Regions from separate parts of the Mus musculus genome. Here region 1 is linked to region 2. A link is a contact called in ENCODE Hi-C or POLR2A ChIA-PET data. All regions are on one chromosome and are shown on one strand. Each heading gives the region's core, a stretch centred on a gene start or an enhancer-like site at or near the end of the contact. The rest is flanking DNA. Distances are from core to core; before and after follow the strand shown. Region 1 holds the start of Zfp874a (zinc finger protein 874a). Region 2 holds the start of Zfp595 (zinc finger protein 595).

Region 1 (6,095 bases), core at 202-2,701, 120 kb after region 2:
TTACAAAAGAGTTTGACCAACTGAAACAGGCAGCGTGTGTGCAGTGTTAACACGAGGGCACCTCTGGTGTCCTTTGTTAACACCTTGTGACAGGTTTTTCGATCTCAGGCTTACAACCTCTGAGGCAAAAGTTTTATCTCTTGTTTTACTTAGGGAGATTTTAGTTCATCCTCCACTGAGAAACAGCTCAATATCCTTTCAGAAAACATCTGTGTCATTTCAAGTGAGGAATTAAACACTTTCCACGAGAGATTCCTAATCCAAGTGAACCATCTGTAAATTCACAATTCATTTCCAGGTAAGTGGAGGAAACATCACACACCTCAATCTCCAGTACGCAAAACTCTGACCCTGGAACCTAGCAATTTCTGTCACCTCAAAGCAAGACAAGAGTTATTGCATGTGTGATAGTTAAAAGCTAGCTCCATTTCCAACTAAGCTGTTGTACAACACAGCAACAAAAACAAACAGCAAACAAAAAACCAAAAAAAGAAAAAAAAAAAAACCCACATAGCAGAAAATCCCCAGAGTTGAGATACTTGTGGTGTGTGCCTTTAAAAATTCCAACCCCTATCTTCCCTTTTGCAGCAGTTCTCAAACTGGCAAAGGAGATTGTGGCTCTAAATAAAGCAGTTTGGGTTGTTTTTTGTTTGGTTCTCTCTCCTCTCTTCTCTCCTCTCCCTCTCCCCCTCCCCCTCCCCCTCTCCCTCTCTCTCTCTCTCTTTCTCTGTGTGTTTTTGTGTTTTGTTTTTCGAGACAGGGTTTTTCTGTGTAGCCCTGGCCGTCCTGGAACTCACTTTGTAGATCAGGCTGGCCACGAACTCAGAAATCCGCCTGCCTCTGCTTCCCAAGTTCTGGGATTAAAGGCGTGCGCCAGCACCGCCCGGCTGGTTTTATCTCATAATTCCTAGTTTTGTTCGGAGTTTTTTTCAGTGGTCTTGAACTCCGTGACAGACAGCCATAAAGTACAGAAAGGACCAGATCTCCTCTTAACTAAACTTACTGACAGATCCAGTAATATCCACGTGAGAGTGACCCAGCTAATGCTTCCACCAGAAAGCTGGAAAGTGTACGCCCAGAATCACCATGCCCAGGCAAAGACCTTCACCCAGCCAACACTGCCCAGGCAATCCTTGAACTTACAAGCTTCTCCATTCCTTGATTTCTGTCAGTCTAACGCAGGGGTCAGTCCCACCAACCCCCGCAGCGCCCTCTCACCAGCCCTGTCCAGAAAGCTCCTCCAAATCAGCTCTTCCCAGCTCCCATTCCATCCGGTCCCTGTTCCTTCCGGAACTATGCACCCCGCACAGACCCTGGGATGACTGAACCCTGGACCAACCTCCATGTCAGAGATCCAACGGGAGAGCACAGCAGGACCAGAGTCTGGCCCAGCTTTGGATAAGAGCCGCACATGCTTACTAAAAGATGAACTGTTTACTAAAAGTGCAGACCTGTGACGTCACCGTGCTGCAGACTACATTTCCCACAAGTCTGTGCGATGGCGTTGCAGGAGTCCTAGGAGAGTGAGTTGTATTATTTAAAGGTCCTGGATTTCTACATTGATGTGTGTCTGCAATGTAGTGTCACCTACTTAGGAAACAAGGAGACCATGAACTGTGTCCAGTTCTAACGAGCCGAATGTTTATGTAAGGTGCCGCTTTTCCGGATTTTCACTGTAAAGTTCTTAATTCCTTAATTTCCGTGGAGTTTACAGCTATTTGAGGAACCACCTCACTGCCAGTTAAGTGGCAATAAGCTAGTTTGCAGAAACCAGACCATGCGTTAATCATTTCAAAAGAGTTTTACAATTTTCTGGAGGAGGGAAGTTGCCAGGAACTTATCTTTTAGTAATTTAAGAGCGGGTGCCCGGCACACAATAAAGTTTCCTCACAGAGGACAAAGAGCAAAAGCAGGGACTCAGGCTGCTTTTGACATTCAAGATTCACAGCCTGCGGTGTCTTTAATCCCAGCTCACTGCAAGCAAATTCAGGCACCTCTGAGTTCCAGGCTGCCTTGTTTACAGTGAGTCCCTGGCCTGCCAGGGCTACACAGTGAAACCCTGTCTCAAAACAAAACAAAGAACAACAAAACCAGAAATATCCAGATTCATCACAGAAGATATTTGTGAATCAAGCCTTTCCATGTTTTGTTTGTTAAGTTTACAAGTTGTTGCTCATCAATATGTTTATTTTAATCTTCATTCTACATATTATAAAATGTTACTTAAGCTTGCAAAAAAAAAATAGAAAAATAGACAAAAGGAACTTGCCAGATGTTATGGATATGCCTTCAATCACTTGGGAGGCAGAGACAGGAGAAACTCTAGTTCTAGGAGAGCCAGAGGCCTGTACTGGGACTGTCCCAAAAAAAAAGGAGGAGGAGAGAGGGAAATAGTATGTTATATTGGCAGTTTTCCTTGGAAATAACAGAATCCCTTCTGGGCCAAACCAAGCTGCTCTGAGCAGCCTACTACCCAGGGAACCTCCACTCTCCTGCCACCTCTCCTTCACCTCCATCAGACTCCTGAACCACAGGTAAGGTTCCCTTCCCCAACCCTTCTTCCCTGCTATCTGAGTCCTCTGGGGCAAGCCAAGCTGCTGGAGCAGCCCGCCATCCGAGAGGTCCTCCATTCTCCTGCCACATATCTGCCCACCTTCATCAAACCTGAGACTCCTGAAGCATACAGAACCACAGGTTCGCAACCATACAGCCCAAGGCAGCCCATCAGAGGCCTGCCACACCAGGACCATCCAGGTTCACCTTCCTCTCAATCCGGCTACAATGAGAACATCCATGGAGCAAAAGCATCTAGATGGCTAAAGGCCCTCGAAACAACACAATCAACACGAACCAGGCCAATGTGACACCTCCAAAGCACAGCTACCCCATGACAGACAGCAAGCCCTAGTTATCCTGATCCAACCAAACCACGAGAAAACTGTAGCAGCTTGAGTTCTCATGCTAATCAGGTTACTCAAAAACCTGTTTCCAGTGTCCTGCACATAGGCTAAAGGAACACTGCCCCCAGTTGGCTCTGGTTGGGAAATAGAGTTAACAGTGGCCAATGATGGAAGGGAGATAGAGGCAGGACTTTTAGGATCCCCAGGCAAGAAACAAGGGAGAGGGAGCTGGAGAAATGACTCAGAGGTTAAGAACACTGACTGCTCTTCTGGAGGTCCTGAGTTCAAATCCCAGCAATTACATGGTGGCTTACAACCATCTGTAATGAGGTCGGATGCCCTCTTCTGGTGTGTCTAAAGACAGTGACAGTGTACTCATAAGCAGTATACATGTAAAGTATACATAATAAATAAATAAATCTTTTTTATTAGATATGTTCTTTATTTACATTTCAAATGCTATCCCCTTTCCTAGTTTCCCCTCCAAAAATCCCCTATCCTCTTCCCCCTCCCCCTGCTCCCCAACCCACCCACTCTCGCTTCCTAGCGCAGGCATTCTCCTATACTGGGGCACAGAACAAGACCAAGGGCCTCTCCTCCCATTGATGACCGACTAGGCCATCCTCTGCTACATATGCAGCTAGAGCCATGAGTCCTGCCATGTTTTTTCATTGGTTGGTGGTTTAGTCTCAGAGAGCTCTGCTGATACTGGTTAGTTCATATTTTTGTTCCTCCTATGGGGCTGCAAACCCCTTCAGTTCTTTGGGTACTTTCTCTAGCTCCTTCATTGGGAACCCTATGCTCCGTCTAATGGATGAATGTGAACATCAACTTCTGTATTAGTTGGGCACTGGCAGAACCTCTCAAGAGACAGCTATATCAGGCTCCTGTCAGCAAGCTCTTGTTGGCATCTGCAATACTGTCTGGGTTTGGTAGTTGTTTATGCCCCAAGTGGGGCAGTTTCTGGATGTTCATTCCTTCAGTCTCTGCTCCAAACTTTGTGTCTGTAACTCCTTCCATGGGTATTTTGTTCTCCCTTCTAAGGAGGATTGAAGTATCCACACTTTGGTCTTCCTTATTCTTGAGTTTCATGTGTTTTGCAAATTGTATCTTGGGTATTCTGAGCTTCTGGGCTAATATTCACTTATCAGTGAGTGCATATCATGTGTGTTCTTTTGTGATTGGGTTACCTCACTTAAGATAATATCCTCCAGATCCATCCACTTGTCTAAGAATGTCATGAATTCATTGTTTTTAATAGCTGAGTAGTACTCCATTGTGTAAATGTACCACATTTTCTGTATCCATTCCTCCATTGAGGGACATCTGGGTTCTTTCCAGATTCTGTCTACTATAAATATGGTTGCTATGAGCATAGTGGAGCACGTGTCCTTATTACATGTTGGAGCATCTTCTGGGTATATGCCCAGGAGTGATATTGATAGATCTTCTGGTAGTACTATGTCCAATTTTCTGAGGAAAGGCCAAACTGATTTCCAGAGTGGTACCAGCTTGCAATCCCACCAGCAATGGAGGAGTGTTCCTCTTTCTCCACATCCTTGCCGGCATTTGCTGTTACCTGAGTTTTTGCCCTTAGCCATTCTGACTGGTGTGAGGTGGAATCTCAGGGTTGTTTTGATTTGCATTTCCCTGATGATTAAGGATGTTGAACATTTTATTAGGTGCTTCTCAGCCATTCAGTATTCCTCAGTTGAGAATTCTTTGTTTAGCTCTGTATCCCATTTTTAAATAGGGTTATTTGGTTTTCTGGAGTCCAGCTTCTTGAGTTCTTTACATATATTGGATATTAGCCCCCCCTATCAGATCTGTTGGTTGCCATTTTGTCTTATTGACAGTGTCCTTTGCCTTACAGAAGCTTTGCAATTTTATGAGGTCCCATTTGTTGATTCTTGATCTTAGAGCACAAGCCATTGCTGTTCTGTTCAGGAATGTTTCCCCTCTGCCCATATCTTCAAGGCTTTCCCTCTCCTCTATAAGTTTCAGTGTCACTGGTTTTATGTGGAGTTCCTTGATCCACTTAGAATTGAGCTTTGTACAAAGAGATAAAAATGGATCAATTTTCATTCTTCTACATGCTAACTGCCAGTTGTTGAAAATGCTGTCTTCTTTCCACTAGATGGTTTTAGCTCCTTTGTCAAAGATCAAGTGGTTCATTTCAAATCTTAAAAAAAAAAAAAGAAAAAGAAAAGAAAAGAAATAAGGAGAGGGGTGTAGGACTGACCACACCAATAAGGACCAAGAGGGAGAAATGGACAAAATATAGGAGCAAAAGGGAAAGCAGTCCCAGAAGGGTCTAGGGCACCAAGGACAAAATATAGATTTTGCATGGTTTTTTTTTTAAACTTTATTTGTTGATTTTATGTATGTGAGTACACTGTAGGTGTACAGATGGTTGAGAGCCATCATGTGGTTGCTGGGAATTGAAATCAAAACTGTAGCTGTCCTCAGACAGCACCAGAAGAGGGTGTCAGATCTCATTATGGATTGTTGTGAACCACCATGTGGTTGCTGGGATTTGAACTCAGGACCTTTGGAAGAGCAGTCAGTGCTCTTAACCACTAAGCCATCTCTCCAGACTAATTTAGTAAGTGTTAACTCAGGAATACTGGAGGGGAGAGTGTGCTACCTGCAGAGAGGGTTGGAAGTAAGTGGCCCAGACATTGAGATAGTGAAAGCATATTAAAAAAATAAGTTGGCATGTGCATGACTTTCATTCATGAATCCAGAGCTCTGGGACAGGTACAGAAGAGCAGAGCAGGTCTCCAGGAGCATATAGCATAGAGCAGAGTTTTAACAATTTATCGCTACAGAAAGTGACTTTAGATCCAATTTTATAAAGATGATAGAGGAGTTTAAAGAGGAAATCCCCTAGAGAAATACAGGAAAATAAAATCAAACAGGTAGAGGTCTATAAAGAGGAAACAAATAAATCCCTTAAATATATACAGGAATATAAAATTAAACAGGTGAAGGAAATAAATAAAACCGTGTAAGACCTGAAAGTGGATACAGTAATAAAGAAAACACAAACTGAGGAAATACTGGAGATAGAAAACCTAGGGAAGAGAAGGGGAACACCAAGTTAATATAGGAGATGGAAAAGAGAATCTCGAATATAGAAGATACAAGCCAAGAAATTGATATAGCAGTCAAAGAAAATGTTAAATCTAAAAA
Region 2 (6,631 bases), core at 880-3,379:
ACAGGAGAATGGTATCTACCAGCATCTGACAGAAACAGATGCAGAGAACTACAGCCAAATATTACAAGGAGCTCAGGGACACTCGTTGAAGAGTAGGGGGAAGTATTGTAGGATCAGGAGTGGCTATGGGCTCCACAAAACACCAACATAGTCAGTCTGATTCATATCATCAGTCACAGTAACATTAGGAGGAAATAAGAGCCTGCAAGAAAAAGGTCAGGACTGCAAGCATAGGAGACTGGACTCCTCCCTGAGGAAAAGGAAGAGGAAGAGGAAGAGGAAGAGGAAGAGGAAGAGGAAGGAATCCCACAGATTACTGTCTGGATGGTGGTGATACCATATGTGAAGTACAGTGGTAGATGTGGTTATCATTTTCCATCTGTAGAGCCAGAATGCTGTTCTGGGAAAATTCATTTAAAATCATAAGAAACCACCAGGGGGGTAATGACAGAAAACAACAGAGAAGATGATGCAAAGATGACAACCATTCCCTGCAAATACAGAGGAATACTCAAGCCAGACAAAGATGGAATCCTTTCCCACACAAGAAATGCAATCAGGTTTCTAACCCCAAACACTAGTCATTAACAGAAGGATACTAGTGAAAATTTGGATGTAACATTTCAAATACATTCGACGGAACTTCTTACAGCCCATTTGTAAGTTTTCATAATTAGAAGATGTCAATTGGATGGATTTCTATCAGGGCACTGGTGCTCAGAACTGAGACCAACCAGAAGTAATTACCACGTAGAAAAAGAAAAGCTATGTTCTAAGAATCTTTTTAAAACACATGGTCTCATGTAGCCTAGGCTCACTTTGAGTTGGCTATAAAGGAGACGATGATTTTGATTCTCTGGATTCCTGACTCCTCCCCAAAAAGCAGAAGTGACAGAAATGTGTCATAGAATTACACTTAAGTTCTCTTTTCTGTCATAGAGCTGTTTAATTAAAAATATATATGAACATAAGGTGCCTATAAATTGTATATGAGCACAATGCTGTACTCTCTCTACTTTGTAAGGAACATGTTTTGATGTACAAGGCAGCATTGCGATTCCGACTTCATATACTGTTATTTTTTTTTTCTACAGATTAGCAAAGTTAACGAGGAAATGTCTGTTATCCTAGGTATGGTTAGAAACTCATTGAAAATCCCAGTAGATAGGACAAGGTGGTCTGAAGCCCATGATTTCTGGGAGTAGACTTGAATGCCACGAGCCAGGCTCTGGCTCACTAACCCTTGGTTTGACTGAAAAGTGACAATATAAGCAAGATCACCTGAGATAGGGGGGAGGGCTGTGGTGGAGAAACCCTGAAAAAAACAAACACACACACACACACACACACACATCAACTCATCTTTTATATTTGAAAAGGAGTCCAAATTTTGGACAGAACACTTATTAAGAGGATTATTGTCTAACGATTTTTAAGCAGAAGGGCAAATTCCATATTTGGGCAAACACTGGTTCATACCAGTTACAAAATTACTCTGTGTCTATGTAGCCATGTATTGTGATGATTCAGGTATAGGATTGTACCTTCAGAATTCTTTTCAACTCGAGGCATCCATAAATCCAACAATTCATTGCAAAGGAAAAGAAACTAACATTCCATAAAACAATCACCCTCACAGGTCTCTCTGTCCCTGGACATCAAGAACTTTAGGAAGATTTGTGAGATCAAACTGGAGTAGTGGACGGGATATAAAGTTTAGTAGGCACTAGACGTCCACGTGTTCTGTATGTCCCGAGAATCTGACTACAGCTATGTAGGCACAGGCAGAGCACGTTTCCCCAGTAAAGATGAGTGCGCTCCCTTCAGCATCTCAGGCAGAGGCAGTCAGCAGACCCAGCCTGCCCTTGCCATCCTGTTGTTTCCAACCTTCTCCCCTTCAAACCTGTGCCCAGGGGCAGTGGCCCAGCCTAGGTCAGCACAGCATCTCCAGGTCAGCTCAAATCATCTTCAGCGCCCGACCAGCCACCCTGCACAGTCCCTCAGATCTGCAAGATGGCGCTGTTCCCTGCACCAACCTCCATGTCAGAGATCCAAACGCAGTGCTCAACAGGACAGACGCCTAACTTTGGGGAGAAGCTTAAGTTTGAAAATCAAATGCGGAAGTTTGATAAGAACAGCCAGCCTTTTGGTGACGTCAACGTGGTAGGGACTACATTTCCCACAAGTCAGTGCGAAGAACTTCCAGGAACCCACAGAACTAGTTTGTTGTCCGCCAGAATTCCTGCCACCCGTGAGTAGGTTAAGTTAGGAATAAACAAGGATCTGCAGATGGGCAGACACGGGCATTTGGACTCTTAAAGTCCGGTGGTCGCAGCACCCTATGTTAGCCTGTGCATCGAACCTTTTACAGTGATGTTTACCACGTTTCCTAGTTATTTCTGCTAGGACGCTGTGGTTTTAAAGGAATTTAAAGTATTTTACTACCATATGGAAAATTCATCAGTTACTTAAAAATATGGAAGCTAATTTAGGACTGAGCATTATCTCTTGAAGATGCTCTTGAAACCATCCTTGGTGACCCTGATTGTCTTGCAGCATCTCAGGTGGTTAAGAGAAACAAATTAAAATTCAAAGCTAATTACCACCAGGTGGTTTCTGAGCACTGCTTTCCTCCCCTGCATCTCTCCCAAGGGGAAGGGGGCAGGCAGACAGAGCTCTTGGGATCACAGAGGTATATGTACAGAGAGACAGGAAAATTAATAAGGAACATCAAAACCTAACACAGGAAATTCTATAGTGCACAGTGGACCAAGGCTAGGCCACTATCCCTGGGCACAGGTTTGAAGGGGAAAAGGTTGGAAACAACAGGATGGCAAGCGTCCTTGGTCCATTGTGCACTATAGGATTTCCTTTGTTAGGTTTGATGTTCCTTATTAATTTTCCTGTGTCTCTGATGATCCTGTCATCATTCATATTTCACCATATTTGAACATCAGTGGTATCTGCCTTGAACTTCCCACATTTCTCTGAAGCAGAACATCAAGATAACTCCTTCTTGAATACAAAGGTATCAGAAATGTGTTCATATAACTGTCAAATGATATCACTGTATTAAAGAAGTTACACTGGAAACATGGAGTATTGAGAATTCCCATCTCTTCTTTGGAAGGCTTATTCTTGTGCAGTTCATGCTTGAGTCAAAGTTACAAACCCCATTGCTAGCTCCCTGGGAGCAGTAGTATGCTAGCAGCCTTCAGATGAACATGTAGAACTCTCAGCTCCTCCTGTACCATGCGTGCCTGGATGCTGCCATGTTCCCTCCTTATTATTGGACTGAACCTCTGAACCTGTAAGCCAGCCCCAATTAAATGTTGTCTTTTATAAGACTTGCCTTGGTTGTGGTGTCTGTTCACAGCTCTAAAACCCTAAGACAACTAGGCTATGTACTATTTACTGAACTAAGACAGGAGTTGGTACCAGGAGTGGGGTATTGTTGTGATAGGCATGACCACGCATTTGTCTGGAAGAATGTGGATTTGGGGACTTTGGATTGGGAAGCAGTAGAATGCTTCAAATGGGGCTGAAGGGGCTATCCTAGAAAGAATATGAAAGACTTTGTTGCTGATAGTGATGTGGCCTACAGACAGTTTTTGTGGTATTTTGGTGAAGAATGTGGCTGCTTTTTGTCCTTGTCTGATGAGTCTACCTGAGTCTAAGGTAAAGAGATTTATATTAATTGTATTGACAAAAGAAGTCTGAAAATAGCCCAGTAGAGACTTTGTTCTCTGGTTAAGTTTCATGAAGAGCATTTTGAACAAGCTTAGCAAGCATAGGAAAAACAAATAAAATATATGGTTCAAGTCTTAAAGGGACACCAAGAAGTGAAATGGAGCTGAATCCTATGTTCTTGAAAATAACAGCTTGAAGAATTTTGGGACAAGATTCCATCCAGCTAAGTTTAGATCCAGGCAAAGTGGTATACACATTTAATCCCATCATTACAAGGGACAAGGCCATGCAGATCTCTGAATTCAAGGCCAGCCTACAGTGCAAGTTCCAGGGAAGCCAAGTTCAGACAGTGAGGTAGCTGGAAAACAGAAAGCCGGTAATAGAATAAGGGCACCAATGTTCCAGTGCCAGTAAGCAGTAGAACATGGTAGCTTTAGCCATGTGGCTCTGGCTTTAGAGTAAAAACAGAAGGTACTACTGGGATAATTGATGGCTACCTGGAACTAAGATGTTAGTGGTGATTAAGGAGAGCCCAGTATCATTGAGGTGAAATCTTCTGGGAACTATTTTCTGAGCACACAAAAAAACTGTGTTCCAGAGATAGCCAAGGTTGTACCTTGTACTGCAGCTATACTTGGTAATATGTAAGAGTCACCCAGGTGGTACTGGGTTTGAAGGCATGAAGTGGTCATGAAGAGCAGCTGAGGCTTAGCACTGTGAGAGGTCATGGAAGGACATTGGTGAAGGTGCAGCCTCAGTTGTTGGCCCAGGAATGAAGGGGTCAGGCAAAGGATTTGAGGCTTGGCACCATGAAGAGATCTCATGAGAAGCTACTGTTGGTGAAGCCTAGCTTCAGCAGAAGACCCCAGTGTATTGAAGATGTCATTACCATGGGATGATAACCCAGAACATCAGTGGCAGTGGAGTGGATCAACCTGAGCCTCAAATGCTACAGATAACAGAGCTGGAGAAGGGATATTAACCCTTTGAAGGAGGCCAGAAGATTGTCTGTGAATATCAGACACTGAAACAAGAAGCTACAATATTGAAGTTGCCTTGGAGACTGCAAGATTTTCGAGATGCCAGATTCATAAAATATCTCTGGAGGAATACTACTTATAGGAGTGGAATCAATCCAGGAAAACAAGTTTGTTGTAGTCAACAAAGATTAAAAAAAAAAAATGGAGTTGGAGATCTGAAGACCACTTTGTCATGAGACATGAAAATGCAGAGTTTGGAGTTTGTTGAGCTGGTTTCCTATCTTGATTCAAGGATTACAGTTAAATGTTTGGATGGATATCAGAAGAGACTTTGAACTTTGGATTTATGACATTGTTGATACTAGCATAGATTTTAGAAGTTGGACTAAATGTACTTTTTAAATTATGCTATGGCTATATCTGACCCACTGAGACTTGTGTTTGAACAAGTCTATGAGGCAAGGGAGTGGAATGTGATGGTTTGTATATGCTTGGCCCAGGGAATGACAATATTGAGAGCTGTGGCCTTGTTGGAGTAGATGTGGCCTTGTGGGTATGGGCTTTAATACCATTGTCCTAGCTGCCTGGGAATGCTACTGCTAGAAGCCTTCAGATGAAGATGTAGAACTCTCAGCTCCTCCTTTACCTTGCCTGCATGGACTCTGCCATGTTCCCTCCTTGATAATACTGGGCTGAACCTTTGAACCTGTAAGCCAGCCACAATTAAATGCTGTCCTTTATAAGATTGCTTTGGTTGTGGCGTCTGTTCACATCAATAAAACCCTAACCAAAACAACTAGGATGTTTAACATTTCTTTACCTAATACATTTAATCTAAATCCCTTTAAATTGCTTCATCCTCAGGCAGAGTATTTTGATCAGGAAACAAAGTAGCTAAATTCTTCATCAAACATCTCTCTCTCTCTCTCTCTCTCTCTCTCTCTCTCTCTCTCTCTCTCTCACACACACACACACACACACACACACACGGGGGGGGGGGGTGTCTGTGAAATCTTTTGAGCCAGTCCCCCACAGTTCAAGTCACCCTCAGCACCAAAGTCTTCCATATTCCTACTAGCATTTCCCATTAAGCCCTTCCTAAAGCACTCCACTGCTTTCCAAATCCACACTCTCCAAATCCATATTCCGCCAAACAAAAACATGCTGAGGCCTATCACAGAAAATAACCAAGTCCCTGGTACCAAGTTCTGTCTTACTTAGGGTGTCATTTCTCTGGAGGGACAATATTATTAAGGCAACTCTTAGGAAGCATTTAATTGGGGCTGGCTTATATTTTCAAGGGTTAGTCCATTATCATCATGGTAGGAAACATGGTAGAGTTTAGCCAGACATGGCACTTGCAGAGCCAAGAGTTCTACATCTTTATCCGTGACTGCCTTCTGGAGACAGCAAGGAAGAGGATCTGGATCACACTGGCCAGACTTGACTAGATGTTTCAGACATCAAAGCCACACCTCCACTGTGACATGCTTCCTGTAGCAAGACTCTACCTCAAATGAGGCCACTCCTCCTAACAGTGCCTCTTCCCATGGACCAAGCATGTTCAAACTACTGCTGTCTCCTTGTCATACAATAATCAAAACACTAAAGATTAGAATCAATTTCTCAATAAATAGGCATAAACTAAATTTTCAGTAAAAAGACATAAACTAACTGAATGGTTGCAAGGCAAAAAAGACCATCCTGCCATCTACAAGAAATACACCTCAACATCAGAGATAGCTGTCAGCTCAGAGTAAAGGTTTATAAAAATATTGTCCAAGCAAATGAATGTCAGATAGAAGATGGTATAGCTATTGTATTGTATTGTGTAACAAAATAGAATCCAAACCCAAATTAATAAAAGAAACCAAAGAAACCAAACTCATGAAAGGAAAAATCCATAAAGATGATGTTTCAATTCTTAACATCTATATCACAAATACAAGGACCCATGACTA

What was found. Hi-C counts contacts between places; a loop is a spot of excess contacts on that map. ChIA-PET counts read pairs that join two places held with the same protein, here RNA polymerase II (POLR2A).
Region 1: a loop to region 2 is called in a map of T-helper 1 cell, with 2.8 times the contacts of the local background. The contact joins the promoter of Zfp874a here to the promoter of Zfp595 in region 2. A Hi-C loop is called at or near these places in 2 of 37 maps with a recorded cell type or tissue (T-helper 1 cell and mouse trophoblast stem cell). POLR2A ChIA-PET finds 5 or more read pairs at or near these places in 1 of 5 experiments (embryonic stem cell).

Annotation. Positions count from the first base shown.
Region 1 is chr13:67,450,173-67,456,267 of GRCm38, forward strand. It overlaps Zfp874a (zinc finger protein 874a), which reads right to left and starts at 1,452. Exons shown (of 4, transcript NM_177712.4): 1 at 1,340-1,452. The coding sequence starts at 1,345.
Region 2 is chr13:67,330,431-67,337,061 of GRCm38, forward strand. Zfp595 (zinc finger protein 595) reads right to left here and starts at 2,130. Exons shown (of 5, transcript NM_177622.3): 1 at 2,037-2,130. The coding sequence starts at 2,042.